4 separate regions of the Mus musculus genome follow, and regions 1, 2 and 4 are each linked to region 3. A link is a loop called in an ENCODE intact Hi-C map of the cell type or tissue named here. Cell type or tissue: heart. All regions are shown on one strand.

What was found. Peaks named below come from ENCODE experiments on the same cell type or tissue, not always from the same donor. Only the 100,000 strongest peaks of a DNase experiment are listed, where the experiment ranks them.
Region 1: it touches region 3 in a loop (10-fold over the local background); 15 of 42 quality-filtered maps call a loop at or near these places.
Region 2: a loop joins it to region 3, with 5 times the contacts of the local background. A loop is called at or near these places in 7 of 42 quality-filtered maps.
Region 4: a loop joins it to region 3, with 7 times the contacts of the local background. A loop is called at or near these places in 21 of 42 quality-filtered maps.

The regions. Positions count from the first base shown.
Region 1 is chr16:21,189,384-21,197,383 of GRCm38, reverse strand. No RefSeq gene overlaps it. Among named protein-coding and RNA genes, the nearest start is that of Ephb3, 11 kb to the left of the region's middle. In heart, a CTCF peak has its summit at 4,597 (motif pointing right); no DNase peak of the experiment used is centred here.
Region 2 is chr16:21,070,158-21,078,157 of GRCm38, reverse strand. No RefSeq gene overlaps it. Among named protein-coding and RNA genes, the nearest start is that of Gm6557, 11 kb to the right of the region's middle. In heart, a CTCF peak has its summit at 3,558; no DNase peak of the experiment used is centred here.
Region 3 is chr16:20,800,359-20,808,358 of GRCm38, reverse strand. No RefSeq gene overlaps it. Among named protein-coding and RNA genes, the nearest start is that of Gm22741, 59 kb to the right of the region's middle. In heart, a CTCF peak has its summit at 3,652 (motif pointing left); a DNase peak (open chromatin) is centred at 3,658; H3K4me3 peaks cover 959 bases; H3K27ac peaks cover 1,460 bases.
Region 4 is chr16:20,893,934-20,901,933 of GRCm38, reverse strand. No RefSeq gene overlaps it. Among named protein-coding and RNA genes, the nearest start is that of Gm6551, 31 kb to the left of the region's middle. In heart, a CTCF peak has its summit at 5,969 (motif pointing right); no DNase peak of the experiment used is centred here.

The DNA of each region.
Region 1 (8,000 bases), 390 kb before region 3:
TGGGTAGGTAGTTCATAGAGATGTGGGCCCAGCCAGGAGTGCTGACTGTAGGAGGTGATGCTGATGCTCTGACTGGGGATCTGTATGTGAACGCTGAAGATCCTGTTCCCTAATTGGCTCTTGATTGGTCAAAAAAGATACTAGTTGCCAATGGCTGGGCAGAAGAGACGGGACTTCTGGATTCCTGCAGGCAGGTTAGTCGATGCAGAAGGAGGAAAGGATTCACCATGCTTTGGAGGGAGAGAGAGAGAGCCACCAGCCATATGAGATCTTTGGTGGAGTGGCCATTGGCAACCTACCTGACTCAGCCTGGAGTACCAGATGGGCGATTAGAAACACAACTAAACTGAGGGCAGATTTAGGGTGCTGAGCAGGAGTAGATAATGGGGCAACTAAGCTGAAGGTAGATTTGGAGGTGTTGAGCTGTAGTGAAAAGAAAGGCACACTAGCCAAGGAAGACTTAGAAGAGCCTGGCCATTGAGCTAAATGCATATTAAAAATAAAATAGTGTGTATATGTGTGTTCTTCATCTGGTCTGCCCAGAGCGTAAAGCAGGGTAATAGAAACTACCTGCTACAGATGACTTAGCCGGGAGTGGTGACTCAGGTCTGTAATCCCAGTGTTTGAGAGGCTGAGACAACAAGATTGCCTTGAGTCTGAGACTATCCAGGACTGGACAGTGAGAACTAGGCCAGCCATGGCTACACAGCAAGATCCTGTTTCAACATTCGGGAACTTCAAACTCCACAAGAATAATGTGGGCTCTGCAGCCAAATTAAGTGGGCTTATATGCCTTTACTCATTATTAATGCAACCTTAAATAAGTCATGCTATCTCCTTAAGCCTTAGTTTTCTGTCCCAGAAAATGGAGCTAATAATAGCACCTATGGACCATTAGCTCTGAGTATCATGGCTACTGTTTCCCTCTGTTCAAAGCAGTCTCTCCTTTATCAACTACATAATCACAGCCTGATCCCCAAACATAGGCAGCTCAGGCCCAACCAAAGTTAGCCCATTCTTAGCCATTTGTGTCCCAGCCTTACCCTACTGCACAGCCTTAAGAGTGATGGAGGGACGCAGGGGAAAGACCTTTGAGTTGCCCCCTCCCCCAAACTGAAGTGTTTTATTTAGGCATTGCCCACCTCCTCCAAACACAAAAGAAACTTGTTTGAAATGGAGATAGCAAAAGGAGACAACAGTATCTTTTGAGTTCCCTGGCCAGTCTATTCTGGGGCGCAACCCCCACAACTGGAAGATGGATTCGCCTATTTATGTAAAAATAAAGTATTGAACAACTAGAACATGAAAGGAAATATCAAAAATAGTAAAGTGTTGCCACTGTTCCTGAGAGAGTAATTATGGTGACACGGAGCATACATATATGTGCATATGGATACATACACTGCTCATGTGTGTGCACCCATCCCTCTCTCTTCAAGAGCCTTAAAAGCAAACAGTACAACATCAGGAGAGGTTAGATCAGTAAAGGTTCAAGGGGTTTCTCTTTTTGAGAGTTGATGACCCACAGAAGAGTCTTGAAACTTCACTAGCAAGAAAAATTCTCAACGGACCTGCTCGTCAAAGTAAGAGCGTAGCTTTCTGAGGCTGCCTAACTGGAAATCTTTTGTGGATTTATTTCTAAGGACGAGCCTTTGTTCCATGAACACACAACACTAGAAGGGGACCATGGAATGCTGACACACGGAACAGACTCCCACACATCTCCCATTGTGTCATGTCATTCCTTCTGGAAGTTTTGATGCTGGAAGGCCACCCTGACCTTCCTCTTCAGGTTGATCAAATAGCCTGATTGTTTCTGAGGATTCCAGATTGTCTTGAACTGAATGGATGGGGCATGCACAGGGTAGGGGTGGGTGTGTAGAAAGGAATGTGTCAGAGGATGCCCAGCCATCTGCATGCGGTCGGCTGGAGCCCACTTCTCACAAAGGATCCTTTTGTTATTCCAGGTGTCACAGAGCTTGACCGTCCCTTGCACAGTTCACACAGGAATTGCTCTCAGGACAGAATTGGCAAGGAGCTCTGTTTGGGGACTAGGATGCATTTTGCTTTGAGGAGACCCAGAGTAGGGTGGAATCCTGGGTGCAGGAGAAGAGACTAGAAAGAAAGCATGGCTGGAATCCACAGTAATGGCGCCTGGCCTTTCCAGCGGTGGGAAGTTCCGAAGACTCCAGCTTATATCTTTTGTGCTTTGCATCCGTGGGCTCCGTGAGACCATCAGATCGACATGAACCCCAGCAAAGCATCGCTGGATGAGGCATTGAGCTGAACTGCCCCATCTCTAGCGGACAACTTATATAAATCATCTTTCAAGCCTGAACACTCAAAGAGTCAAAGGAGATGCTAGTGATAATTATACCGGACTAACCGGCTTGAACTGCAACCACCGTAGGCAAACCCAGTCCAGACTCCTTACTCACCACCAGTCAGATAAAGGTTAAAGACAAACGGATGATGCCTTGGAGCAGGTTGTTGGTTGAGTTGGCCAATGAGTCTTTCCAAAGGTGCCCTGCTCCCTTTTGTCCCCTATGTCATGTTTTACACAGGATATGGTGCACTATCAACAGCAGCACAGTCACCTCCATCTGGACCTTGCTGAGCCTGGGATTACCCAAAACAGAGCCCACACGTGATTCCCTGTGCCACCGTTCTCCAGCGTTTTTGTTTGTTTGTTTGTTTTTGTTTTGTTTTATTTTGTTTTGTAACCACAAGGAGCTATTAAGCAGTGTAAAGGGTTTGGCTTGTCTACGTGATCTGTCAGTATTGAGAGAGTGTGGACCAGCAGAATTGACATGCTGCTGACATGAGAGTAAATTGCAAACCCAGAGAGAACTCCTGGATGTGTACCTGTGTGAAGCTCTTGCATGGCCCAGGGTGCTTGCCTATGTAGCGGCGTTATCGGCAAACGAAGTCCTGCCAGCCACTTGAAGGTCCTTAAACAGGTCACGGCTTCAGAAAAACCATCAACGAGCTGGAGGCTTAGCTCAGAAGTTGAGCAGGTACCCAAAGCATCACAAAGTGAAGATAACAGCAAACACTGACAACCCTCAAGTGGGTCAACTTACGCCGAGAACACTTCAGAGAAAAGAGGACTTTGCCGGAGGATTTCCGTTGGGCAATAGTATCTGTGGAAGGTCCAGAAGCACGCTGGGTTGCAGCAGTAACAGTAAACGTGTCTGCAGTAACAAACTGGATTCATAGCCGTGGCTGTGGGGAGACAGGAAAGGTGCGGGGACCAATAGAAAGAACACAGTGACTTGTCAGGAGTATTTTCTGTCTTAGCTGGTGGTGGTTTGTCTTGAGTATTCCAGGAGACAGTTCTGCTTTCTAACTCCAGTCCTGTACTTGGCTTCCAGGGGCTTTAGGCATGCTCACTTAAGAGTTTCCTTCTCGGGCTGGTGAGATGGCTCAGTGGGTAAGAGCACCCGACTGTTCTTCCGAAGGTCCAGAGTTCAAATCCCAGCAACCACATGGTGGCTCACAACCATCCGTAACGAGATCTGACTCCCTCTTCTGGAGTGTCTGAAGACAGCTACAGTGAACTTATATATAATAAATAAATTAAAAAAAAAAAAAAGAGTTTCCTTCTCTGTAATGGGGGTTCCCATAGTACCCACCTCAACAGTGGCCATGACCCTTACTTTGCTCCCTAGAAGAAAGTGTGATCTTGCCTCTTTCCATAATAAACCCTGACAGCAGCAGCAGGACTTAGGAGGTTGGTTCCAGGTCTGCATGGCATGTCTGGGGTGAGCTGGTGCACATTTACACATTCACAAAGACAGCCCTGTTTTTTCTTGGTATTACCTGGTAGGAGCAGAGCTGAGGATGCCCCCCCCTCCTCCTCCCCTTCACCTCATGTATCTCCTGCCTCTGCCCACTCACAGGACCAACAGGTAGATGACATTCATGGTCACTCAGCTGTTGAGGGATAAAAGTGAGGGAATTGTGATCCAGGGGTCTCAAGAATAACACACTTCCAAATTAAGCTAGGTGTCCATAACCTTAGTCATATTCCATTTAGAAATCTCATGCAAATCACTGAAGACTGTCTTCACTCACAGGAACTCTGGCCTCTGGCTCCATGGGCATGGCAACTTTCCTGGGTGTGGGGTGCTAGGCTGGGCTCTACACTCCCGTCCCTGCTGAGGTTTTCATGGGGGTACACATGATGCGTTCAGGTGCCTATAGAGCCCTAAAGAGTCAGTTGTAGCTGCCCAACAAGAGTGGTCAGAACTGTACTTTGATCTCCTGCATGAGCAGTGTGAGCCATCCCCCAGCTCCCACCCTTTTCTTTCATATTTTACTGCATTTTTTTTCAACAAACCGCTTCTAAAAATATCTGACCATGTAAATATTTATTTCTTCCTTTTCTTTCTACAGAGATGAGGTTGAAGCATTTCTTCTGCCAAGAGAATGACAAGTCTGCTTCCCCCACATCAGCCCTCCACATAGCTTCTTGCAGGCTCGGGTCTATTGAGTCCCACTAGTTGCCAGGAGAGGAAGGACTAACCGCTGGTGGGTAGAACTGTTTGGATTCAAAGCCACTAGAAGCCATGAGAAATTCAGAGAAAATTCACTAGAGGGCACTAGAACACTGCTGCAAGGAAACTGTTCCTGCTGCTCTTAGCCTCACTGCTTTTTTTCTTCTTCTCTCAGTCCTTGCAGAGCGAGCTCCACCTTCAGTGAGCATAAAGCTGTAAGCTACTGTTAACACACAAAGGTCAGGGCATGGGTACTGTCCACGGGAAGTTGAAAGGGGGGTTGAGAATTCAGAGAGGCAGCCCAGGAGGCTTGCTCTTTCCTGTTCCTGTACATTTGTGCACATACCACACTTATGCACATGTGTGCACCATATAAACTACATGCACACATCGAGTGAACAATATATACTGTATTATTTTCTTTCGTAGATGTGACCCACAGAGGAAACTCTTATTTTGGCTCTGTTTGAGTAGTGCAGTCCGTGATGGCAGCAAAGACACAGCTGAGGAAGTGTGAGACACCTGTTCACATCACATCTGCAGTCAGGAAGCAGAGAAAGATGCTCAGCTTCCCCTGCCCCTTTTAAAAAAAACCCAATTATTTATTTTATGTATATGAGTACACTACAGCTGTCTTCAGACACACCAGAAGAGGGTATCAGATCCCATTACAGATGGTTGTGAGCCACCATGTGGTTGCTGGGAATTGAACTCAGGGCCTCTGGAAGAGCAGTCAGTGCTCTTAACCACTGAGCCATCTCTCTCCAGCCCCTCTTTCCCCTTTTTATTTGGTCTGGGACCATTGTCCATTTGATGGTGCTACCCACAACCAGTGTGTTTCCTCCTCACTTAAACCTCTCTAGAAACACCCTCACAAATCTCAAAATGTGTCTCCTAGGTGATTCCAAACGTAATCAAGCTTTTCCAAATAAACAGTGCGTGCATACCCTGCGCATGCACCACACCCCCAACTCCTTGTAGAGCAGACTCAGAAGAAGGCGGAACCAGTAGCAGCGAGTTTACAACTTGAGAGAACAACCCTCACGGCCCCAGACAATCCACGGAGCATTAGAACCGCTGTAAAAGAACCCCCATTAAAATGCACACGTGTTAACCACATGCTCCCCCGAGGGCTACATGCATTCGTCTATACCCACTGGCACATTAGCAGATTTACTCGGTGCTGAGACTGGAGTCCGGGAGCTTTTGTTAGAGGGTCAGAGGCGAGAAGAATGAGCATGGCTCTGGAGACGGCCCTGTGACTGCTCACCACTGCACTGTGGGCTAATTATTGTCCCAGCTTCTTAAGGGAGGACAATAAGCCTCACAGGTGGAAAGTGCGTTGTCTAGGCTCAAATAGTAGTAGGCAGAGGAGCTGGAATTCCGATTCTGCCCTGAAGAAACTTGCCATTGAGCAGATATGGGGGAAAAAAAGGCCCAAAATAAGCCAGGTGTGATAACCCAGACCTGCAATCTCAACACCTGAAAGGCAGAGACAGGAGGGTCACAACAAGTCTAAGGTGAGTTCCAGGCCATCCAGCCGATCCTGGCTCAAAACAAAACAACCCTCAAATAAAGGTGATAAAATGTAAAAATAAAAAGGTTAAATGGCATGAGGATCCAGCAGAGAGCAGCTCCATTTTCTTTTTTCTTTTTTTTTTTCTCTCTTTCTCCATCTGCATTCACAAGAGCTTTGCTGTCTGGACTGCCCTCTCTTAGGGTCTCCAAACAGCTCTGTTAGCTGAACCTAGACCCAACAGACACTAGAGCACTGAGGTGCTCAATGGTGGGCAAAGATGTCTGCAGAGGGTAAGCTCTAGGGGAGCCTCACACTGAGACCCACCCCTACCCAGCAAGCAAGCCATCTATGGAGGAGACCTGTGTGTCAAAAATAAAGCAAGCTGCCAACAAGGTTGCTTAGCAGCTGCTGATATCAACATGGATGGCTTGAGTTCAGTACCCAGGAGCCACATGATAGAAGAAAACTGCCCCAGCAGTTTGCCCTCTGACCTCCACACATGTCATGGAACATGTATGCCCCCTGCCCTTACTAAATAATATATGAATCCAATAAAGTAAAACAAAGTGAAAATTTTGACCTTGAACCAAATGACCATCTAGCCAAAATTATCCATTGGAAGCTGTGACTGATGAGATCTACTAATTGGTAAGTTCATCACATCCATTGATGGTTCGAGGTAAGCTTAGAATGACACAGTTTACCAAATATAGGTGTATCTGCCATCCTTCTAGTACCCTACCCTCATTTTATGCTGTTGGCTGATGAGCCCCTATCCAGCCAGATGACAGAGGGAGAAGGACTTGAGCTTTGCAGCCCTGTGTGTGCTTGCCAAGTGAAAACTGTATCAGCCTAGCTCAGGAGCAGCCTGGAGAGACCAAGGCAAACTCCCTACTATACACAAAGTATCAGAGGAGACAGTTAAGCATCTGTGTTGTGCAGAAAGAGCAGATAAAATGACCAGGGTGGGGACATCAGCCAGTGTTTTGGATACTCAGGCACCTGCATGATAGAACCATGGCTACAATGTACTGACAGAGGCTACTCATGGGCTCAGCGGTTGGGATACATCTTACCAAACTTCATCTAAGTACATCTGGGTACTTCTTTCTCTTGAATGGTTAACTGGCTAGGGGTGCAGGTGAAATGGGGTCTTCAGTCACTACCAGGAGGTACTGAGTGAGTGTCTATCAGAAATACTGGCCTGAAGACCCCACAGTTGTACCTAGAATGGCAGAGTAAAGAAGACTTTGTACAAGTCAGCAGAGTCTTGTAATTTTGTTTTCTTTTCCTTAAAAAGGCATTATGTCACACCCTTTCCTTCTGAAGTGACCAAGTTTCCCAGGAAAATCAGCCTCCCAACTCTATCACTTCAAACAAGCTCCTTCCCTGCCAAACCCTCTATGAGTTTAGCCTACAAGGTTTCAAGATGACAAGTCAGCTTTCAGATGCACAAACAGCAGGTGACTAAGATTCTCTCTCTCTCTCTCTCTCTCTCTCTCTCTCTCTCTCTCTCTTTTTCTTTAAGAAAAAATTATGTGGGCTGGTGAGATGGCTCAGTGGATAAGAGCACCCGACTGCTCTTCCGAAGGTCCGGAGTTCAAATCCCAGCAACCACATGGTGGCTCACAACCATCCTTAAGGAGATCTGACTCCCTCTTCTGGAGTGTCTGAAGACAGCTACAGTGTACTTACATATAATAAATAAATCTAAAAAAAAAAAAAAATTATGTTACAGAAGGATCTGAAGGTCTTCACAGCACCCCCTAGTGAGACTGCTTCACAAACTTTCACGGGGTCTTGAGAAGTCATTATTCTCATCTCACTGGGAGCTGGCCTCAGAGAATATAGAGTTCGTTGTTTTTTTTTGACTCTGGTCACACAGGGGCCTGCCCGATGAGTGGCTTAATTGGACACAGTCTTGGCTCCAGTGGATCTATGGGAAAGAGCCTTAGCTTTCTGGGATTGCTTTCTTCTTAGTG
Region 2 (8,000 bases), 270 kb before region 3:
CCCTTTCCTTCTCATGGTCCTCTTGCCTCATCTTTCCAAGCATCTTCATGCCATGCCTCACCAGGCCCACCAAGGCTTACTTTTTACCCTCTCTCTGAACAATACAGTAACCACCTACTGGCAGCCCAGAACACCACCTGCAAGTATTCACATATCTCTCTGAACAAAGGGAAATGTTTCTTCTCCCCTTGACCACAACAACCATTGGACTTCTTTTTAGCCTCTCATGTAGCAGAGGTAACAGGCTAGCACTACTAGGCCCAGCCCAACGCTTTTTTTGTTTTTTGGGTTTTTTTGTTTGTTTGTTTTTAGGTTTTTTTTGAAACAGGGTTTCTCTGTGTAGCCCTGGCTGTCCTGGAACTCACTTTGTAGACCAGGTTGGCCTCAAACTCACAGAAATGCAGCTGCCTCTGCCTTTTGAGTGCTGGAATTAAAGTTATGCGCCACCACTGCCTGGCAGCTAATTTTTAATAATGTAAGTAGGTAGCCCATTATAAAACAATGAAAGATATAAGACACAAATAATAGTAGAAAATAGAAAAACAGTATAATAGCAGATTCAAAAAGAAAGAAAAATAATTATAAGACATTATTACATAAGACTCCATGGCAGCCTACTTGAACATCTAGAGGAATTATCTCTAAAAAATACAATTAACTACAATAAAAAGGAGAATTTAAGTAGACCGGTTGGAATAGCAGAAACTGGAAAGACAAAATAACCCAGGAGACAGTCTCATGTAGCCCAGGCTGGCCTCAAACTCTGTGCAGCTGAGAAGTAAACCAGGAGACAGTCTCATGTAGTCCATGCTGGCCTGAAATTCTGTGCAGCTGAGAAGTAACCCAGGAGACAGTCTTATGTAGACCAGGCTGGCCTCAAACTCTGTGTAGCTGAGGCTAGCCTTGAACTCCTGAGCCTATCACCTCCACCTCCCCTGTACTAGAATTAAAGTGTACACCACTATGTTCTACAATGGAAGGAATCTGAGGTTTGACAGAGAGTGTTCCCCAGAATTTACAGCAACTCTTGTTAAAGCCATGGGGCTCACAGACCATTTCTCTAGGTATCAGCTACCAGGAAGGAATGCTTGCCACAGTCACCATTCTTCAACATTATGTTAACGCTTAGTTGCACTGAGACAAGGGATGTGAAAGATGAGTTTACATAGTGACAAGAATCTGAAAGACAAGAAATTCTGTATGTGGCGGTCATACCTATGTTTCCAGCACTCAGGAAGCTGAGGCAGGAGGATCAAGACTTTAAGACCAGGTTAGATTACAGAGTGACAGACCATCTCAAAGAAAATAAGAATAAAAAAAAACCCCACTTGCTGAAACAGAAATAAAATAAAATAAATGTGCAAGATATTTAAGGATCGTCGTAAACATTAAGCTGGAAATAAACAAATGGTAACTAGAGAAGCAGGCAAAGGCCTGAGTCTAGCTGGGCTGGGCCAGCAAAGCAAACCTCCTGGAGGAGAAAAACCCAAGCTCTGGACAGATTCCCTGCTGCAGGGCAATGGCAATGCAGAGAGAGGAGAGGGAGAGAGGGAGGGAAAAAGAGAGAGAGAGAGAGAGAGAGAGAGAGAGAGAGAGAATGTATGTGTTTGTGCGTGTATGTGTGTGCGTGTGTGCAAGAAAGCCATTGTGGCAGCTGATAGGGAACTGGACAGAGAATGAAGGTGGAATTCTTGAGAACAAGAAGATATTGAAGACTTTCAAACACATGTATATGTTTAAAATTTGATTTATGCTTTGGCAGGGGGAGGGGGGAGGGGGGTGGGGAGGGAGGGGGAGGAGAGGGAGCAAGAGAGAGGAGGGGGTTAGGCACAGAACTCAGAGCTTCGTACATGCTAAGGGCATGCTTATCCCTCTAGTTTTAAAGCATGCTTTAAGAACTGCATGGTTCTGTTTGTGTGCTTTTCTGCATAGTCCTAGCTGTCCTGGAACTCACTCTGTAAATCAGGCTAGTATGAAATTCAGAGAGATCTGCCTGCCTCTGTCTCCCTACTGCTGGAATTAAAGGTATGTGCCAGTAGCACCCTGGTAAGAACTAGTCTTTTGTCTGCTTGACAGGGAGGAAGGAGACAGTTAAAGAGCTAAGGCTATGTATGGCCCAGCCAGGACTGTACCATGATGTGGCTTAAAGAACTTACTGTTGTTGAAAGTGAATGGCTGATGCTGGAGAGATGGCTCAGCCCTTAAGACCAGCTCTGATTCTCTGTAAGAGCAGACCATGCTCTTGACAGCTGACCATGAAAGATCCTGGCAGAATGTAAAAGGACACAGAAGCCCTGAAATTGGCAAGATAGATGTCAGTGTTAGCAGAACTAGCTTCACTGATTTAGAAAAATAGAGGTGCACAATGCTCTGGCCACTCCTTGAACCTGTGTGTCTGCCAATGTTCTGACCAGGTGTGTGCCCATTGCTGCACCTTCATTAGACTCTTTTCTTGTACCCCTCCCATACCCATTTCTTGAGAATAGACATTGTTTAGATCTGGAAAGCCCCTAATCTCTCCCTTCTCCTTTCCCCCCTGAGGGCCTATAAAAACTGGGAACTCTTTCCCCTCGAGGTCGACTCCTCTACCCCTGCGTGGGATATGAGTCGTCCCCAGAGCTCTGGCTTTCCGAATAAAGCCTCATGTGGTTTGCAACAAGCTCAGTCTGTCGTGAGTTCTTGGGTGTCCACTATTGTCCTGAGGCCTGAGCGAGGGGCTCCTCTTGGAGTCTTTCAACCATCACTGCAGCTGCAGCCTTCTCTTTTCCAATCAGGAGAATTTAATCCATCTCTAGTAAGTGTAATCTGTGATGGCCTTTAGTTTATTTTTCAGTGCTGGGGACTTGCAGAGTAAACCACCTATTCAGCTATACCCATTTCAAGATATATTCTCTCTCTCTCTCTCTCTCTCTCTCTCTCTCTCTCTCTCTGTCTCTCTCTCTGTCTCTCTGTCTCTCTCTCTCCACTTTGAAGACCGTGATTTTCCTCCCATTCCCCTTCTCTTTGCTTTGGTTTCTGGATCGTGAAGCCCACGGAGGCTGATGAGTTGGAAGTGGGTTTTGTTTTTTGTTTTGTTATTTTCCAGAGTCTGGGAGGAACCCATGCACTTATCTACACACACTCGCAAGTCCAACCTCCTGGGTCCATCCTCCAGGTCTAGAAACTATCTGGGACTTAGGACCAAGTTTAAATATTAACTGCAATCCCCTCCACAGCCTGCCTTCCAGTATTTCCTCACAAATCTTTGTGGGCTCCGCATTTTTTCGAAGTAGAGGATTTCCAGTAAGTGAAGCAGTTGGTGGCAGGGCTTGGAAATTTTGTCCCTCCACATCTCCCAGGAGAGTGAAACCCCCAAGCAGCAGGTTGTGTGGAAGGAGGGGACTGAAAAGACAGAGGGACAGCATGGAGCAGGGGGTGAGGGTGGGGGTAAGAAGCGACCTCTGTGCGCCCAGCTGTTTCTGACCCAAGCTGGACTCCTGCAAGACTGCCCCTGCCTCGCTGAGCCCCAGGCTCCACGTCTTTTGAGTTGAGGACCACCCAGAGAGAGCCTACAGCAGGGACAGAATCCCTCTGCAGCAGAACTTCAGAGAAATTAAAAATCCTCCCACTAGAGGGCATAGGTGTGCTTCACAGAACCGAGAGACCTGGGAGGAGCTTCCGGGTCTGAACCAGCCTTCTGAGGTGAGGGGAAGGATTCTTGGTGCAAGGACTCTCCAAGCACCTCCATATGCACACCCCACGAACCCCCGGAGGCTGCATGGGCTCCCACAGGAACTGAGTCAGCCCTGTAGATCAATAAAGTGAAAGATGTCAACCACCTTAACATCCTGCCCTTGGGGTCTTTATGCCTCTCTATTCTGCATTCTGAATGGTCCCTTTGGCTGAATGTGAATTCTTTGTTGGCTGCTGCACTGTCTACAGTTCTTTATCTCAGTAGCTCATCACACGCACACACACAAACACACGCACACACACAAACACACACACACACAAAACCTCCAATGTTGCTTTTGAATTTTTCATATCCTCACATCAAAATGTAAATTCAGCTCTTATCACCATGGACTCAGTCAGCAACACTTCACTTAGCCTATATTGAATAAGCCCAGCAGCTTGGGAATGTAATTCTGTGGTCCACAGCTTCTATCATATTATCCATTTTGCCTCCCCACCCCCCCACCCTTGCTTTATACATTACGTGCTTTCCATCAGTTTGTTTGGAATTACTATTTTGAGGATGAATTTGAGAGAGAATATGTCTTCCTTCTCCCAACATGAGGGCTACATGGAATAAGAACTGAGAACGTTTTGTAGAACTTTGGAATCAGTATCCACTCCCAAGCAAGCAGCAGCCTAGGGAAAGGGTCCACTTTGCTGGGTGGCAAACACTTCAGTCCCTTTGTTTCCAGCAGCCACTGAAAAGTGTGACTCTTCTTTGGTGATTCAGACACGGTGGCAGGGGGTAGGCCATGGGTGACTCCCTTCGGCACTCTGAAACTGGACCACAAGCTTGATCTGTGAGTTTCCTTTCCCCTGTGGGTGATCTCACCATAGCAAAGCACCCCTCTCTCTGTTTATTCTTCTACCCCCCCCCCTTTTTTTTTAAAAAAAAATGTCATTGTTGCTGGAAGTCACACACTTTTAATCCCAGAACTCAGGAGGCAGAGACAGGCAGATCTCTGTGAGTTCAAGGCCCACCTGGTCTACATAGTGAGTTCCAGGACAGTCAGAACTCTGTGAAAGACCCTGTCTCAGAAAACAAAACAAAGCAAGACAGTATATCCTTGTCAGTATGTGTCCATTATACAGGACAATGGACTTGACTGTGATGCCTTCATACATGCACATAGCAGATTTCCATCACCTTCATCTTCATCCAGTACTTGCTCCTGTTCCTTCCACTCCGTTTTCTTTGTCAGCTGACCCCCGGCCCTCCTATGTGACTTTTTAATAATAAAAGTCCAGCTTTCAGTGCTAAGACAAGGGTTTGCTGTCTCTAGCTTTTGTAGTTGTCTTGGGAAGGACAGCTATTTCTAAGGTTCTAGTTGTGGGAAGCAGGTGACGGGATCACACCCTGTGTAGGACTTGAACTTGGATCCTTTTCTAATTCACTCACTGTTGAGCTGCACAGAGTACTACAGAGAGCACTGCAATACTCAGAGAAATCTAGAAGTAAAACTAGAGATCAGCAGACCTGTGTTCTGTGCCTAGCTTAGAGAGCACTGCCCTACCTCCTTGATTGTCCATCCACACAACAGGCATCTCTGGTATGGTGCTAAGATTCCCTTGTGATGACCTGGTGTAGAACTCTACAGGTTGCTGTGTGAGTGAACTTCTTTGACATAAGCTATTTAGGAAGAGTGTGTTCTTATGTGGTCACACGCACACACACAAGTGCCTTCATCATCAAGCCAAATTCAATTCTTCCAAATGTGCATACAGTGTGTCTCTCTGACTGGTCTGGGGTCCCTCTGGTTGCTATCTGAGATACTCTGTCATGCTCTGCCACCATAGTGGACACACTTCTTTAGGCATACGTTTTTCTCCATCTGCTTTAATAAGGGTTCTCTTCTAGCCAACAATCCTCCCCAGAGGCAGGGGAAAAGAAAGGTTATTAGAATACAAGGGAATACTGTTTAGAAATAGTTCTTTGTGGGTGATTCCAGCTTCGTTGTTCTCAGGCCAGTCCACTCAGCAAACACCTCACATGAACCAGCAACTGCAGTTAAACCCAGAAGAAACCTTAAGACTTGCCAACCACCTGAGTTTAAGGCAGGGACAAGAAATAGGATCCTCATGAGAAGTTCTCTGGCAAGTTTCTCTCTATGAAGTCCCCACAAGTGACCTTAACAATCCAATGTAAGGTGAACCAGTACATGTGTGTCCTCAGCAAAGTGAACCAATGCTTGAGCTCCCACTGTCTGTGGGGTCATATTTATATTTCTTCTAAACATTACTCATCCTTTCATGTGTATGCTATAGCAAAACTTCCTTTCACGTGTATCTGCTTCACGAAAGCATTCTTTTACATGTCTGCTTTAGCAAAATATCCTTTCACCTGTGTGCCCTGGCAAAACATTGTTTGACATACCTGACTTTCCAAAGAAACCAGAAGTTTCTACTTCACCTCTGCTGATGAGATGTGATCTCTTTCCTCAGTCTGTTTCACACACTGCAAAGGGCTGGGCCCCTCTGACTCCTAGAAGCAAAATAAACAAAAACAAAAACAAAACCAAAAACAAACAAAAAACCTGTCTCTGTTACAGGGACTTGAAATTAAGTTATATGAACAGGTCCATGGTTAAAATTCTGTCTTTGTCAACAAGGGACTCGATTATAAAATGACATAGAATGGGTCTTCAACGAAAGCTGGTAACTTCTTGAAGTTCTGGGGCAAGAAGTCCAAGCTCAGAGCAGCAGCATATACCTGAAGGCTTCATGGCTGTGTTCTGGTGAGAGCGTCATGGGTTGTAGACAGCCACCTTGTTGCTCCCATGGCTTTTCCTCAGCAAAGGATTCCTACTCTTCTAGTGCTGATTAGAATTTGTTTTGTTTTGTTTTGTTTTGTTTTGTTTTGTTTTGTCTTGTTTTGTCTTGTCTTGTCTTTGCACACAGATTGACACAGCCCAGGCTTGCTTCAGACTTGCTAATGCTGGCCTTGAACTCAGGATCCTGCTGTCTCCATTTCCCAAGTGCTAAGATTACTCACAGAGCCTGGCTCTAAGTGAATCCTGCGAGTTCTGATCCTAGGACATTATTGAAATCTAAATCTAGATGCCTCCCAAGATAAATAAGTATTATCATACCGGGAAGCTAGGCTTAAGCAGCTTTCAGGTCAGTTCCAGCTCAATTTCTCCAAGTCCTGCGTCTGAAATGCGTGTGTCTTCAGCAGTAGGGTCTCCATGTTCTGGTAGGAGCCAAGAGCAGCAGCAAAAGCATGTGTTGTTTTGAAACTTTTGGTTTCCCCTGACCAAGAACTCAAAGAGAAGATTCCCATGTGTAGTGGTTTGAATATGTTTGAGCCCAGGGAGTAGCACTATTTGGAGGTTTAGCCTTAGGGTAGGTGTGTCACTGTGGGAGTGGGCTTTAAGATCCTCTTCTTAGGTGCCTGGAAGCTAACCTTTTCCTGTTTGCCTTTGGATGAAGATGTAGAACTCTCAGCTCCTGCTGCATCATGCCTGCCAGTACACTGCCATGCTCCTGCCTTGATAATGGACTGAACCTCTCAACCTCTGAACCTGTGAGCCAGCCCCAATTAAACGTTTTTACAAGAGTTGCCTTGGTCATAGTGTCTGTTCACAGCAGTAAAACCCAAACTAAGACACCAGGCCTGATCCTGGAGCTTTTATTAAATAGTCTCTAGTAGGGATCTTTATTACCCCAAGTGGTATAACTTCTTTTAAAACACACACACACACACACACACACACACACACGCACACACATTTTTAAGTAAACATGAAATAGGATGTTTCTGTATGGCATTCTTTTCTTTTCTTTTTATTATTCATTTATTTTATGTATGTGAGTAACTGTCTTTAGAAACACCAGAAGAAGGCATCAGATCACATTACAGATGGTTGTGAGCTCCATGTGTTTGCTGGGAATTGAACTCAGGACCCCTAGAAGAGCAGTCAGTGCTCTTAACTGCTGAGCCATCTTTCCAGCCTTCTGTATGCATTTTCAAGCATCATTATTTCTCCCTCCCCTCCCATTTCCATCTTCCCTTCCATAGCACCAATGTCCTCCTATGCCCTTTTCTATATGTGTGTCTGGGTGTAACAATAATAATTTTAGAAGGAAGAGGAAGAGGACACAGTAGGAGTAGGAGAGGGGTGAGAAATATTGGGGAGGAAATAATATGAATACAATGTTCATGTATGAAACTCTCAGAAAATAACATTTAAATAAAAACATAAGTAAATTAATAATTACTACCATCTATCAAGTGTTTATTACATATAGTATCCTATTAAATATCACTAACATCAACTGGGCAG
Region 3 (8,000 bases):
TGGGTGCTCTTAACCTCTGAGCCATCTCTCCAGACCTGAGATTTCTTAAAAAAAAAAAAAATTAATACTACACATTTCTGTTTCACAAACTTTCTATGACCTTTATCAGTGCAGCTCATCTCTCTCCTAGCTGGTTTGTGTCCCACCCTCCTCCAACAGTGGACTCAGCAAAGAGTATAAACCAGAGGCACTGTAAGTCCCAAATTACACACATGGAACAAGACAAAAGGCTTAAGTCAGACTGCCGTGTGCAACTCAAAGGCTGGAAGCCACTGGGGGAAAAATTCCCTTCTTCTGACCAGCTCAATTCAGTCTTGGATGATGAAGCAAGAATGAATCTTGTCCGGATCATCAAAGACATCTGCATCTATTCTGCTGCCCTGGAGCACAAGTGTGAAGACATTTTATAGCTATCTGCTTCAAATTAAAACAGTCACTCTGGCCTGGGTTCAATTCCCAGCACCCACATGGCAGCTCACGTGTGCAACTCCAGTTCCAGGGGTTCTGGTACACTCACACAAACGTATCTGCAGGCAAAACACCAACGTGCATAAAAATAAATAAATCTTAAACAACAACAACCGCAGTCACTCTGGGAAGGAGGGAGGTTCACAAGACTCAGGAGCTAATGAAGCTGAGGGTACAGGACAAACATCCAAGACCCTTCCCCAAAGTTACAAAAGCAGCTAAGGAGACTGGTGGGACACGGTGGGCAGGAGTGGGCTTTCGGTGACATGGCTGCCTTTGTGTCACTGAGGCTCCTTTGAGTAACTCCTCACCTATGCCCAGGTGTGTAGTAATTAAAGTCACTGATTCACTGGGTACATTTCATGGACTTCTTTCTTTCCAATTTGCCTTATCTGAGGTGGAGAGATGTTTGTTCATGTCTCCTCAAGCAATGTCACACAGTAAATGTGATCCCACAAGATAAGTGTATTATGATATTATGAGGTGTTGTGATCACAGGAAGGATGACCACACACACACACACACCTCACTCCGGTGGGGCAGGCAGGAGAGCTAGCCCCAAGGTCATGAAAGCAGGAAAGCTATCCCTACCCTCACCAGTTTCGGCACTTGGGTCAGAAGGCCCCAGTGCCTGGGCAGGACAGTAGAGTTGGCCTTGGTGAGAGGGGAGTGAGTGAATGAGCGTGAAGGGCATGCTAGCAGGAGGGCTAGCACTGCCTCTTGCCAACTGCAGCATAGAGTGAGCTAGCCAGAGAAGCACTGGGGAACTCAACCTGGTAGTGCAGGTACAGGAGAGCTGGAGAGCTGACGACCTCGGCTACTGCCCAGGCCCAGATCCAGGACTTTGAGTTGGCCCACCTCAACTGCTGGAGCTCGTGAAGAGGCCAAGGCTACAAATCCAAAGCTGCAGGATCTCAAAACACGGGCAACCACAGGATGTCTGAGAGGAGTCCCGTGAAGATCAAGTACTGATAGTGTAGCAGAAACCAGAGGCCTGGAGCCAGACCAACAATTCACTGCTGCAGGGAACATTGGCAAATGAAGATGTGTGGACAGAGGAGTACGGTATAGGGCACAAGTGACACACTGCAACTTTCACAATGAGATCTCTGTTATTGTTGTCGTTATTTATTTTGTTTTGTTTTTTTCTTTTGTGGGGGAGTTTGCAGAGGGTGGGTATGAGGGGAGGGAGAGGTGAGAGGGATTGGGGTACATGATGTGAAATCCACAAACAATCAATAAGAAGTTAAAAAAAAAATAACGGATCCTCTCACTTGACTTGACAGAAGTCCTCATTCCTCAAAATATTAATGTTTAAAGTACCTGGCTACCAGTTTTGATGTTGTGTTCACGAATATAAAGTTTTTTAGCTGAGTGCCTTCCAGTATTCACCTCAACACCAAGTCCCAGCATTCAAGGGAGCTTCGGGTCATGTGGTAAGCTACATTTCAGTCACCATAAAGTCCCAGTCTGCACCTGAGATTTCTCCGGGGCAAGCATGTCTCTGTGGCCATGCTGGCCTCCGTACAGAGCTGAGACAATCGTCAACCAGTTGGTTTTGGGTTTTGTTTTTGGTTTTTTCTTCTTCGTCTTTCCAGTTAAACTTTTAAGTTACAAAATACTGGGCTTCGTCATGACACTTTTACCCTCAGGCCACTGCTCTGTGCTCCTGTCCCCTCGAGGGATTCTGTTGTTGGTTTTTTCACTCTGTCTCCAACTCTCTCGAACTGAGATCCTGGGCCTGGTAGAGACCAGGTCTTCTCACAGCATTTTGGGCCTCCAGGGGAACATGAGGACATCCCAGGTTCAGGCAGTTGAAGGGATGGCTTGGCTCAGCTCCCAGCAGCAATGGGTCTTCATTCTCACATACCTTATCTTCTTGGCTCAACATGACCAGAGATTTCCCTCTCAGCCACCATTTACAGTTGGCAGGAACGTCACTCACCGCTGCCTTCGAGAACCCTCACTGTTGCTCTCTGTCTTGCACAGAGCACCTCGGGCGCACTTGTTGGGAGCTGTGCCTGGGCCTTCTAATGCTTCTAGATTCTGAGCAGCAAACCCTTTTATCTGCTTCCAGTACACACAAATACCCATTTTGATCCAGATCCCAGCTGTATCTTTTAGTTTGTCTTTTGCTGCTGTTGGTGTACGTGTGTGTGTGTGTGTGTGTGTGTGTGTGTGTGTGTGCGCGCGCGCGCGCACGCACGCATGTCTGTGTGTGTGTATACATATATGTAAATATCTGTGTGTGTACATTTATGTAAATGTCTGTGTGTATGTGTGTGTACATGTGGTACGTGTATGTGCATGTGTGTATATGTGTGTCCTTGTCTCTCTGTGACCCTGTGTGTGTCTGTGTAGATACGTGTGTCACTCTGTGTGTATGTGTGTGTGCTCATGCGCATGTAAGTTGGAGGAAAACTCTGGAAAGTCAGTTCTCACCTTCAACCTTGAGCTGGCTCTCTCTGGTTTCTGCCCTGCTACATACTCTCGGCCCTCGAGATTTCACAGACTTTTCATCTCCACCTCCCATCTCACAGTAGGAGCTCTGGCATTGCAAATGTGTCACTATGTCTAGCCTTTCTCAGGAGTTCCAGGGACTGAACTCCACCACCTGACTTGAGCAGCTGGCGCCTCTCTGATGAGCCGGCTCCCTAGGGTTGTTTTGTTTCTTTTTGCTACATATTTGTAACAGTTAGGAAGCCACAGCAGGAATTCAGTGAACCAACCTGACTGAAAAGGAAGAGCCTCGTGGTAATCATGTCAGTAGGGACGTCCTATGTTGTCTTTTACTAAATATGGAAGAGGATATTTTACAAAACTCTGGGAGTTTTAACACATGAACACTATCAAAGGGCCAGCGGCTTTCAGTGAAACAAACTTCTAAGACAGTGGAAATGCAAGTATTATGTTTCTCTCTTCCCTTCCCCCACCCGAGTGCGGGGAGGAGGGGGGCGGGGGAGAGAGAGAGAGAGAGGGAGAGAGAGAGAGAGAAAGAGAGAGAGAGAGAACTACTCTTTGAACGTGAAGGCCACGACATGCAAACCAGGCCTCATCAGCCAGCCTCTCTAAACCAGGCATCCCCTTCCTTGGAGCAGAATTGGACTGAAAATCATAGTGGCCAGAGACTGAACCGGACCGGGAGTGGCTCGCTTTTGCAGACAGTTACAGGGTATCGCCTCCCCCTGGTGGCCATAGAGGAAGCTGCGGCACTCTCAGCTAAGAAAAAGATCAAGGAGGAGTCAAGGTTTCCACACCCCAACCCTGCAGGTCTGAGACTTATGAAACAGCACAGGCTGCCTAGGAATCCGCTTAACGCAGGGTCCAGAGCAGTCCTCTCTCTTCCTGTTCTTTGGGGACAGGTTCTGTACTCTAACCCAGCTCAGAATACTTCCTACCGGCCCTTCTGAGCAATTGCTCTCAAGTCCTCATGATCTAGAGTGTTCTTTAATGCGGTTCCTTCACCCAAATGCCCAGTCCCCTCCACCGAGGCCACAGAACTGTGAGAACCAAGACCGAGGCAGGCCCGGGTCTGAATCTTATCTGGCACCTCATGAGCTGTGTGTCTTTGGACGAGTTATACAACATCTGTGTCTTTGTCTGTAAAGTAAGATTTATAACCGCTTATTCCTTTTATTTTACATGTGTTTATTTTACGTGTATGGGTGTTCCGTGTGCATGTCTGCTTGCACATCATATGTATGTCTGGTGCCCAAGGAGGTCAGAAGAGGGTATTAGACTCCCACAACTGGAACTACAGAGGATTATTAGCTACAATGAGGATGCTGAGAACCGAGCCCAGGTCCGCCCAAAGGGAAGCTGGTGCTTTTTGCCATTGGACCATCTCTCCAACCCCGAACAGGCCGATGAGAGATTAGGATCAGATAATGAGAAGCAGACAGCCCAGATGCTTCTGTATGTTTGATGCTAGTGGTTACCTATTCTAGGCCCTTTCCTGAATCCTACAAGCCTGTCAGCAACTCTAGGCCTTGGATAACAGAGATAAATAAAACTCTTCTAAGAAGAGCCAGGCCCCAGATGGTATGCACAAGCTCGGGCCCCACATGGGGGCCAAAGAACCACAGGCATGCCCACACTGTCTGCTGGTGTTTATGACCAGTGTTGATGGATCTCTGCCTCATGCTTTTCCATCCTGTGTGGCCACAGAACACGAGTACAGTCTGGAGCCTCTGCCCCGCATGTAGTCCACGCACTGCCAAGTTGTGCTTGCAGTCAAACCAAAGTTGTATGCTTTGTTCTGTGTTTTTGTTTGGGGGTAGGAGGGGGACATGACCCTGCCCTCACAGCCTTTATAGCACTGGGAGGAGCCTGGCTGAGACCTTGTGACCATGCCAGGAAATGGGAAACCAGACCTGGTCTGCCTGAGAGAGCTGGCATGGCTACCAGAAGTGAGACTGCAAGCTGAACAGCTGGATACACCCTCATTGGGCCACTCAAAGTGCTTTCACTCAACGCCCGTTGCCACGCCTCCCCCAGTTTCAGTTCTCTGCACTGGGCTCAGGGCCTAGAAAGCCATTCCTGCTATACAGTTCAGAGGGAAGGAGGACATTCCCAGGAAAGCTGGGTGCTTTCCTGTTGTAATATAAGCAACCGCACAGGACATCAAGCTCAGACAAGGAGCTGTGCTAGATCTAGACAAAAACAAGTCCAACCCTGCTAAGCCTCCTGGACTCCCCCTTCCTGAGACATCCACAGTGCCCCGGGCTGTGTTCCCCTTCATTGCAACAAGCAATAAACCCAGGCTTCTTGGCAGGTAGGTTCCTGGTGGTCTCTGGGTGTAAGACATCAATAGTGCTGGTGTAGAATTCAGTCTGAAGGAGAGGAGACATGGGGAGACAGAAGAGGGGTGCAAACGCTCTGGTATGGGAAAATAACTGGTGTGTTTGCAAAACAGCAAGGTCGTAGACGAGGAGTTTATCTGTGGCTGCACCTTATCGGCAGCACTGTGTGGCTGACACCGAGAGCAGATGTGATGCGTTCTGGGAAGCAAGACCAATGCTCTGCAAACACACAAGGAAGAGCCTTCACTGCTTGTCATAGGAGGCCCTTAGCAAAATCACTACCATCCCCATACCCTGCTGAGCCACCAACAAAGACATTGCTCTCAGTATGATCCAATCATGAATAGAGAGCTGTAGAACCTCTTTTTGAGCAAGGTCCACTGAAAGGAATTCTACTTACTTGAAGCGATTCTCTTCGTGTTATCACAAAGTAACAGGGGATAGATGCCAATCCTGGTGCTTTTGGGGTGGCCCTGCCAACTTGCCATATGATATGTATACCCCTAATACCTAAGAGGAAAGCCTGTCCCTTTGATTTAGGTCTCACAGAACAAACCAGACCAGCCATTTGTGTGGTCCACTGTGATTTAGTAGCCGGCAAGACTGTACAAATGTCATCGCCAGCTGCAGTTTATGCCCCAGAAAGAACACAGAAGAGAGTCAGCCTTCTATGGCAGTATACACTAGAAATTCCCAGCAGTGGCTCAAGGCTGCAGAGCGCACGTGTGAACACAAATTCAGTACTACTGCTGAGCTCTGGCCCTGCCCAGCTATCTCGGGGGTCCCGGTGCTCAGGGAGTGAGGGTGGGCTGAAACTGATGGAACCCCAGTCCTCTACAAGAGCAGCAAGTGCCCCTGCACCAGCCACTCCCTGGGAGGAGCCACTTCTGGTCCCCAGAACCCACATATGCCTAATAACTATAGCCCAAGTTTCAGTAGATCCAACACCTGCTTCTGGCCTCTGTAGGCACCAGGCATGCATGTGGTGCACATATGTACATGCAGGCAAAAGACTCATACAGATAAAGTAAAAATAAATCTTTTTAATTCCATAAAAATAAAAAGGAGAATGGAAGGGAGCTCAAGGGAGGAATGCTCACCTAACTTGTACAAAGCCCTGGGTTCCAAACTTAACACAAATTCTTAAAAAAAAAAATAGAATATATTATGAGACATCCATAAGGAAAAAGAGGAGGAGATGCTGACAGCAACACTTAGAAGCCGGACCTCGGTGAGACAGGGACAGTTCATGTAGAAAACTCAGTCCCCTGCCTGGGGAAAGTAGAAAACAATTGTGTTTATACCCATAAATAAAATTATCCCAGGCACGTCCAAGAGAAGGAAAAGAAGTCTGATTAAGACAGAGACAAAAAAACAAAAAAGAGTAAGGCTCAGTCTCAGCCCACCCATGACTTCTGTCCAATCCTTCCTCATTTTGACAGAGAAATGGAATGGTTTCCTCCTGAGCGGCTGAAACAAAGAATGTCTAACAGCCTCCCAGGCCAACTGAGGGAAGATGGATCAGGTGGGAGTTAGAAGTTGCATATGCCTCATTCTAGCCTCTTTCCCTACCTCCTCAGTCCTGGCATCCAGTTCTTAGACCCTCAAGGGGGCACAGTGGAAGAGGCTCTCAACCAGCCCAGGAAGGAAGACCTAGATATTCTGAAATCCATACTCCCCATGAAGAGGCCTGATCTTGGCCTGCTACAAAACTTGAAAAAAAAAAAAAAAAACCATTATTTCCCCAACACACAAACACACACACACACACACACACACACACACACACACACACACACCTACACATACACACATAAACACACCCACACGCACACACACACTTGCACACTTATGCAATCTCAAAGCAATCAGCTCTGTGAATGAAAAGCAGATGCCCCCTGGAAGCAGAAGGGGAAGGACAGAGGCCAGTGGCAGAGGCCACTGTTTTGAGCCATTGGTTGTCCTCTATTTTTTTCATTTTAATTTTATTTTGTGTGTATAGATGTTTACTTGGGTCTCTGTTCACCACCTCCTGCTACCCATGGAGACCAGAAGAGGACTTTGGATCCCTTGGAACTCAAGCGCCAACCAGTTGTGAGCTGCCATGTGGACTTCCAGAAGACACTAGCCCTGGAATCAGTCACTGAGAAAAGAGGAGGACCCATAGCCACCAATGCGGGCAGGTGTCATCCAGTCCCTTGGGGCCCTAATAAAACAAAAGGCAGAAGGAAGTCAAATCCTCCCTTCATGAGTTCAGACAAGCCTTGCTTTTAGACTCTGGAGTTCCTGGTTCTCAGGCCTTGGAACTTGAACCGAATGCCATTCCAGCTCGGGGCAGGTTCTAAAACCATTTGAGCCCATTCAGCTCCCTAAAGAAAACTTCATAAAAGGCCAAGTCTACTAGATGGAGTGACCAATGTAGGGAACAACGGTGTGACCCTGAAGGAACCCGGGGACACACCCTATCTTACAGCTCAGACAACCATATTGTTCCTCCCCAGTCTCCTCTTCCTCTCAACTGTAAACTTTTCCTCCACTGGTCCATGTCTTCTAGCTATTAAGCAGCATTTGTATCTCCCTTGTCTACCTTGTGTATGTGACCTTTTATCCACATAAGCACAGGATACTGAGCCATGAGTCACAAGCGAGGTTAGTGACCATTTTCTTAAGACCAGGATGAAATTGGTTGCCCACAGTGATAAGGGAAAGGGCCTGTCATTTCCCAAACAC
Region 4 (8,000 bases), 94 kb before region 3:
AGAGAGAGGGAGAGAGTAGAGAAGTAGAGGCCAGCCATGACCACATAGAGGAGGGAGGGAAAGGGGGGGAGACAAGAGGGCAAGGGGCAAGAGAGAGACAAAAACAAGGGGGGGGGACAAGCAGCCCCTTTTATAGTGGGCCAGACATACATGGCTATTGCCAGGTAACTGTGGGGGTGGAGTCCAGACAGAATACCAACATTCCCCCATTTTGGTTTAGTTTAAAAAGAAAAAATTAGAAAGAGGTGATGGCAAAGCAGGAATAGTGTCATCGTGATATCTGGCTGCTTCATGCTGACATTGGGGTGACGTGTCTCTGGGGAACCTAGAGGGATGGGTATGGGGGATGTTTGTCCAATCTTAGGAGAGTTGGCTGCTTCCTTGCTGTCCAGGGTCTGGGGAGCCTTCTGAGGATAGGTCAGAAGGAACAGGTCCAGTAAGAAGTGTTTGTGTCTGAGAGGGTATCTGAAGGTGGCCCTCTGGAGCTCTCCTGGATGTAGTAAGTGCCTGGACTTGACAAGATGTTGAAAATTATTATTATAGGTAGGGAATAAGATTAAGTAAGTTTGGGAGAAAGGAAATTTTTTCTTAAGATGTACATTTGAAACCCAGAGGAATCCCATCTTCTGGACTAGGTTAGGCAGATGTTCTTATCTGGATGGAGCCTATTGGGTCCATGAGAAGTAGATCTGAGTAGGTTTTTTGTAGCTTATAAGTTTACGAAAGAGATAACAACATGAGTTAACAACATGAACAGTCTTTAAGATGAGCCTTTTGTGGAGCAGAAGAAACAAGATTAGAAAGTTGGATTGTATAGTGGAATGTTTTATTAGAGTTAGACAAATTTATAGAAACTCAGATAATATTAGGACAGTGGCATAGCAAGAAGAAGAAATATGAAGCATTTAATTAATGGAAACAGTTTAGGTAAGGAGATAAGAGATTACATCTGTGAAAGCTTTGCTTTTTTAGCTGTCAATGTGGTCAGAAGTCTGAAAAAGTATGAGCAAAGAGATATATGGCTAGGGCGAGGATAAGAAAGTTGGCAGCAGTGGCATAAGATCGTGGTGACAGAAAATGGGTTTGTCTAGGCAGGTTCAGGCTTGTGACACAAACTGAGCATGCAGGCCATGAGAACAGTCCAGAGATGTGGGAACGTGGATAGGTAAACGCTTAGGCATAGGGGACTTTTTCCATTTACCAGACTGCTGGCAGTATGTGTGAAGATCCCTTAAAATATATGTTCGAAGACATAGCAGCACCCATTGGGGAGTTACTGAATTTTTCATACCAGTGTTCCAAGAATAATTCAATAACCAAAAATTCCAGCCAGGCTAGAGGCCTAAGTTGTCACTAAGTCCCCCTAGAGGCTAAAACTCTCCACATTTGCAGGGGGTGGGAAGGGCAGCAAGAAGTAGGGTCTCCACCAGGGCGTGGAGCCAAACCTGCTTCTCAGGCAAAGTCTAAGCTGGGGGGGGGGGTAATGGCACGACACATGGGGGCTAAAGTCCAATGCTAAGAACTGGTGCTGCTGAACCAGAGAGTAGTTGTCCAGGTCCTGCCTGGAATTCTCAGCCTTGAGAAAGAAACTCTCCAAGGAGAGGGAATTCTCACCCAAGGAAAGAGTCCTAAAACAAGGGTCAGGGTAGTACAGGGGTAACTCCACGCTCAAGAACTCTCCCCTGGGACCATGGATGGTTGTGGGGTTTACAAGGGAGCATGGATCTCTTGTGGTGATTGAGCTGAGAAGGGATGCAAACCTGCAGAGTTTCTAGATCTGAGTTACAGTGCCAATGTTGTGATTATAAAAAATATAAAGAGATATAAGAATATGTTCTATGGGGTGTGGTGAGGTGTGGGGGAAGGGAGTGCCTCGATGGGCCTATGCCAAGGCATCCCTTCATCCTGAGGGACCATCCACATGATAGAATATCATCAAAACTTGGAATATAGTTTATTTAGGGCATGGGGAGGGGAGTTAAGAGAGTAGTAGAGGCAGAGAAAGGCAGAGAGAGGGAGAGAGTAGAGAAGTAGAGGCTGGCCATGACCACATGGAAAAGGGAGGGGAATGAAGAGAGAGGGGGAGCAAGAGGGCAAGGGGCAAGAGAGAGACAAGAGTAAGAGAAGGAAGAGGGGGCAAGCAGCCCCTTTTATAGTGGACCAGACCTACCTGGCTATTGCCAGGTAACTGTGGGGGTGGAGTCCAGACAGAATACCAACACCATTAAGGCACAGGCCCTCCCTGCCCACACCATCAAACAGGCTGAACTAATAGCTCTTTTCCTTGACTTTCAACTGGCACAGGGACAATCCCTAAACATTTATACAGACTCCAAATATGCTTTCCATATCCTCTTGACCCACACTGCTATCTTGGAGGAGCTTGGGTTACTTACGACAAAAGGAGGATCAGTAACTAATACAAACCAAATTATGGCCATGTGAAAAGCCTCCCATCTCCACACAGCTATTGGAAATGTCCACTGCAGATCCCACCAGATACATGACTCTATTGTCTCCAAGGGAAACAACCACACCAACGAAGCAGATAGAGCTGCGGCCTCTAGGGGTCTAGACTTGCCTCACCCACCACAGGACATTCTTACACTACAACCCACATCTCCTCTCTCACCCCCTGACACTCTATCCCATCATGCCAGCCAAGCAAGTCTTATTTTGTTTTAAACAAACAAACAAAAAAAATCTACAGCCTACTCCCAAGGACTTACAATTCTTAAAAATCTATCACTGCCCCTTGCAAAAATCTGTCAGATGTCAGACTCTAACTCCACATATTGTAGTATCCCTTTTCCTACCCATCAGGCTACAGTGTCCCTTTCTGGAACCAACTGGCAACTTGACTTTACCCACATGCCCACTGTCAAACACGCCAAGCCATGGTCCAGGTCTTTGTGGATACCTTCTCATGGTGGGTGGAGGCACTCCCCAACAACTACAAAAGGGCTCAGACAGTCTCTCATCTCCTCCTTTGAGAGATCATTCCCAATTTGGAGTCCCAGCCTCCCTCTGGTCAGACAATGGTCCCCAATTCACCTCCCAAGTTTCTCAAACTCTATCTAAAGCCTTCAACATCCCCTAGAATTTTCATGTTTCCTCTCACCCCCAGTCTTAAGGAATGATAAAAATGTCTAACTGTTGCCTAAAAAGGACTCTTGTCAAACTGTCACGGGAACTTTACCTCGACTGGGTAAAACTCCTACCCCCGGCTCTTTTTAGGCTATGACCTCTCCACAAGTGACCTCTTCATCTCACCTTTCAAACTCATGTTTGGATGTCTGGTCCTAACTCCTGGTCTTTCACCCAAATACTCCCCCATCCCTGATCACCTACTCACCTCACTACTGTGTTACATCTGTTCTTTCCTATGGAACTTTGCTGACCACAGTCTACCACAGCCACACACTGATCCCTGCCCACTTCCTTTCAACATTGGAGACCAGGTTCTTCTCTCCCCTGCAGACCACTGGCCCTCACCTCTCTCTCCTAAATGGCAGGGCCCCTTCAAAGTAATTCTCATGACTCCCACAGCTGCTAAACTTGAGGTCTCACTGGGTCCACCTGTCTCACCTCAAAACTCTCACCCCTCTGCCTCAGAATGACTCTTCTTCCTACACATCGAGGACAACAAGACCCTCCTTTCTAAAGTGGACTTTGGAACCACCCACCTTGTCCCCAATCTCAGAAAAATGAGACTCCACTCTGGCAGCTGCACTCGACCCCACTGGATTAGACATGGGCTTCTCACCCTCTCCCTGATGTTTTTTTTCCATTCAGTGTAGCCCTTAAGTCTGGAGATTCAAGGTTTGAGAAACCCCCATTGATAACAAACAGTCTTTCCAAATAGGGTCAGAAAACTGCTCCATAGCCGGATGCCAGGAGCCAATCCAGACTGCTATCATCCCTATATCCACCATTGCATCAAAATATTATGACCTCTTGTCTGCTTCCTCTTTGACCAGACAAAAAAATGATTGTTAAAAAAATGGCCAGATGAATATGGGGGCTGCCATCTTGCCAGATACATATGTTAGGATCACAGACCAATCACTTCTTCTATCAACACCACAAGACTCTCTTCTTCTATGTACAAAACCCATGAAATCCCAGATGGGAGACAGGAGTTGTTGATAAGCTCTACTGTAAAAACCAATCTGGGTCCCCAGTTGAAAATATGTCTCAATTGTCCAACCTCTAGAAATCTAATAAATAGGAGAAGTAATTAAACACTCCTCCAAGGTCCTTACTTCCTTGACATTCCTTCTTATAAATGGTATTAACTTGTCATTTCACCTTTTGCTTCAGACCCTGACCTAAGCCTGTCAACTCCTTAATGTCACCCAACCTGGCTGCTTTAAATATTGCTGGCTATGTGTACCCCCTGGAATTAACTCATAGTTGCCACTTACAGCTTCTCCAGTGACCCTGCCAAGTAACTTCACTTCACCTTTCATCAGCTGCTCCTACTCTGGTGTTGCCAGGACCCCATACCTTTTCTCTATATCTCTTTTTTGGCATAGCAGACTGTGCTAAGATATTCTGTAGGAATGCTAAGCTCCCTAGACTGCAATAGAACCATAACCTTTAATACCTTATCTCTGCCACAGTGCCCTACTGTCCAAAATATATCAATTCTCTTTGGTACTCAGGTATATCATCATCTACCTGCCAGATGATCAGGAGTATGTATGATCAGGAGTTTGTATGTTGGTGTTCCTTTTCCCTAAATTAGGAGTAATTCACAGAGAAGAGCCTCTACCAATCCCAGTTTTAGACTCAATACCTGCCCAACACAAGAGGGCAGTTCAAGTCATACCTCTCCTAGCTGCTGTGGGAATAACAGTCTCCCATTGCCCTTTCTAAAAGAACACATAAACCTGATACCTCATGTATGGTCTGAAAATAATCCTCCAGGTCTGGCCTTTCACTTGCCTCCTGTTCTGGTAGGTTCTGATAGGTCTGAAAGCTGCTACTAAGCTCTATCTAGGTGAAGTCATCCAGGGTTTCAGGCCCCATATTAATAGCCTTCGTGATCATGGGTTCCTCATTCCCTGTCATTTTCCCTGAAACACACCTCTGCTGCCAATTACAAAACCTGGAGGACAAAATTATAGATTAGTGCAAGACCTAAGAGAGGTAAACAAAAGGGTGGAAGATATCTACCCAACAGTTCCAAACCCATATACACTCTTGAGATCCTTACCACCTGACAGACAAATCTATACAGCCTTGGATTTGAAAGATGCTTTCTTCAGCATTCCTCTATATAAGAACAGCCAGATACTTTTTGCCTTTGAATGGAAAGACCTGGAGAATGTAATCAGCAGACAGCTGACTTGGATGAGACTGCCACATAGATTTTTTTTTTTTAATCGCCCAACAGTGGCTGGAGAGATGGCTTGGTGGTTTAAAGCACTGATTAAGTTCAATTCCCAGCACCCACATGGTGGCTCACAGCCATCTGTAATGGGATCCTATGCCCTCTTCTGGTGTGTCTGAAGACAGTAATTCTGTTCTCACATAAAATAAACAAACAAACAAATAAACGTTTTTTAAAAACCCATCCAACATTTTTGATGAGGCTCTCCGCCAGGACCTACATGAGTACAGGCAGACTATGCCACAGGTTTCTTTGCTCCAGTATGTGGATGGTTTGCTTTTGGCTCACACCGATGTAGACTCTTGTATGGAAGCAACCAGGTCTCTTCTAGAAACACTGCAGGGACTGGGGTATAAGGTCTCAGCCAAGAAGGCTCAGATCTGTGTGTCTGAAGTGACCTTCTTTGGTTTCCAGCTAAGGGGGTCAAAGAAGTCTTTCTCAAGCACATAAAGAAACCATCCCAGCCATCCCAATACTTAAGACCAGGTGCCAAGTATGGGAATGCCTGGGGTCAGTTGTTTTTTGTAGACTCCGGGTACCAGGTTTTGCTGAGATAGCTAAACCAGTCTATGAAGCCACTAGGGGGCAGGAAGAAACTTTCATATGGACAAAAGAAAATGAGAAAGCTTTCCAAGAATTGAAATTGGCAATGTTATCTGCCCCAGCTCTAGCTCTGCCTGATGTGACTAAGCCCTTCCATTTGTTTGTGGATGAAAGTCAAGGCATTGCCAAGGGGTACTGACACAAACCTCAGGCCCCTGTCAGCGACCAGTGGCCTACCTATCTAAGAAATTGGACCCATTCGCAGTAGGATGGCCAAACTGCTTAAGGATTATAGCAGCCACTGCCTGCTAACTTAGATGCCCAGTGCAGATTTCACTATGTACACTGATGGAAGCAGCTACATGGAAGACAGCATCAAATATAGAGGGCCAGCAGTGGTGGATTTGCATAAGACATTCTGGGTGTCTCCCCTCTCAAATGGGACATCGGCCCAAAGGGCAGAATTAATAGCCCTCATTGAGGTGCTTAAGTTGGGCAAGGACGAGGTGGTTAATATCTACACTGATGGTCAATAAGAATTTGTCACTGTGCGTATTCATAGGGCAATATATCATGAAAGGGGACTATTGATTGTAGAATGAAAGACAAAAACAAACAGGAGATCCTAGATCTCCTAGCTGTTCTATGGCTCCCAAAGAAATTGGCCACCATACACTGTCCCTGACATCGACAGGGACAGACCCCAGAGGCCATCAGTAATCATAAAGCAGATTGCTGACTAGGGAGGCCACCAAACAGCCTCTCCTACATTTGTGAGTGACCTTCCCAGACCTGATCCTACTTAAACATACAACCTACTCCAAAGAAGGTGACCAGGCTTACCAACTCCTGCCTAGTTCCTACACAAAGAATGGATGCCAACACACAACAGATGGAAGAAAGATTTTCCAAAAACTTTGGGCAGAACTTTGGCTCAAGATCTTCATGCCACCATTCATCTGGGAATAAATAAGATGAAAGGATTAATATCTAAAAAGTTCTTTACCTCAGGGCTAACCAAGGAATTGCAGGACACTGTTTCCTTTTTCTTTCTTTTTTTTTTTTTTCCACATGGAAGAGGTTTATTGAGCAGGGATGGGGGTGGCGAAGCAGGTAGAGGGCAGAGAAGAGGAAAAAGAGAGAAAGAGGGAGGAGAGAAGAAAGAGGAGAGAGGGAGAGAGAGAGAGAGAGGGAGAGAGAGAGAGGTGTGATCCCCTAATTTATACAGAAAATGACGTCACACCAGTGAGGGTGAGAACTGAGCCAAGTGGATTGTGGGATTGAGGGTCATTGCCCTGGCAACGCAGGTCAAGGGTCACATAGTAAGGCCGGAGCTTGGAGTGTCCTGGTGCTAACATTCCTCCCTTCTTGTTATTATAAAAAGAAGGGAAGAAAAAGAGAGGGGAAACCAATGGTGAAGAGGGAATAAGGACGTTGTGTTTCTTAAGCTACTTCCTGCTGTTTAGGGGCGTCATCACTTTTCAGGGTGTATCTGGTCTTCACCATAGGAATCCGTTTGGTAATAGTCTAAATCAGGCTCTTCTATGGACAGTGATTCCTTTGTAGGCAGCGGCTGGTAATCCTGTAGCAGGAGCTGATTAACAGTTTGGTTAGAAATTTTTTGTACTTGTCACTGAAAGAATATAGAGATGAGATTAATAAGACAAGGGGCGATTGAGACATATTTTCTCTGGATGTGGATAGTACTTACTGGAGAACTGGTCTGAGTTTTGCAGTAGAGCTTACCAGCAACTCCTGTTTCCCACCTGGGATCCCATGGGTCTCGAATGCAGAAGAGTGTCTTGCAGAATCAATAGAAGAAATGATTAATCCATGTCCCTAGCCTGTGTATCTCACAAGACCAGTATGGGCAGCCCCCATACTTGTCTGGCCATTTTCTGCAATAATCTTTTGTCTGATCAAAGAGAAAACAGGTATAGAGGCCATAATATGCGAATGGAGTAACAGATATAGGAGCGATGGCAATCTGGATCGGTTCCTGGCACCCAGCTATGGAGCAGTTTCCTGATCCTATTTGGAAAGTCTGCTTGTTGTCTGT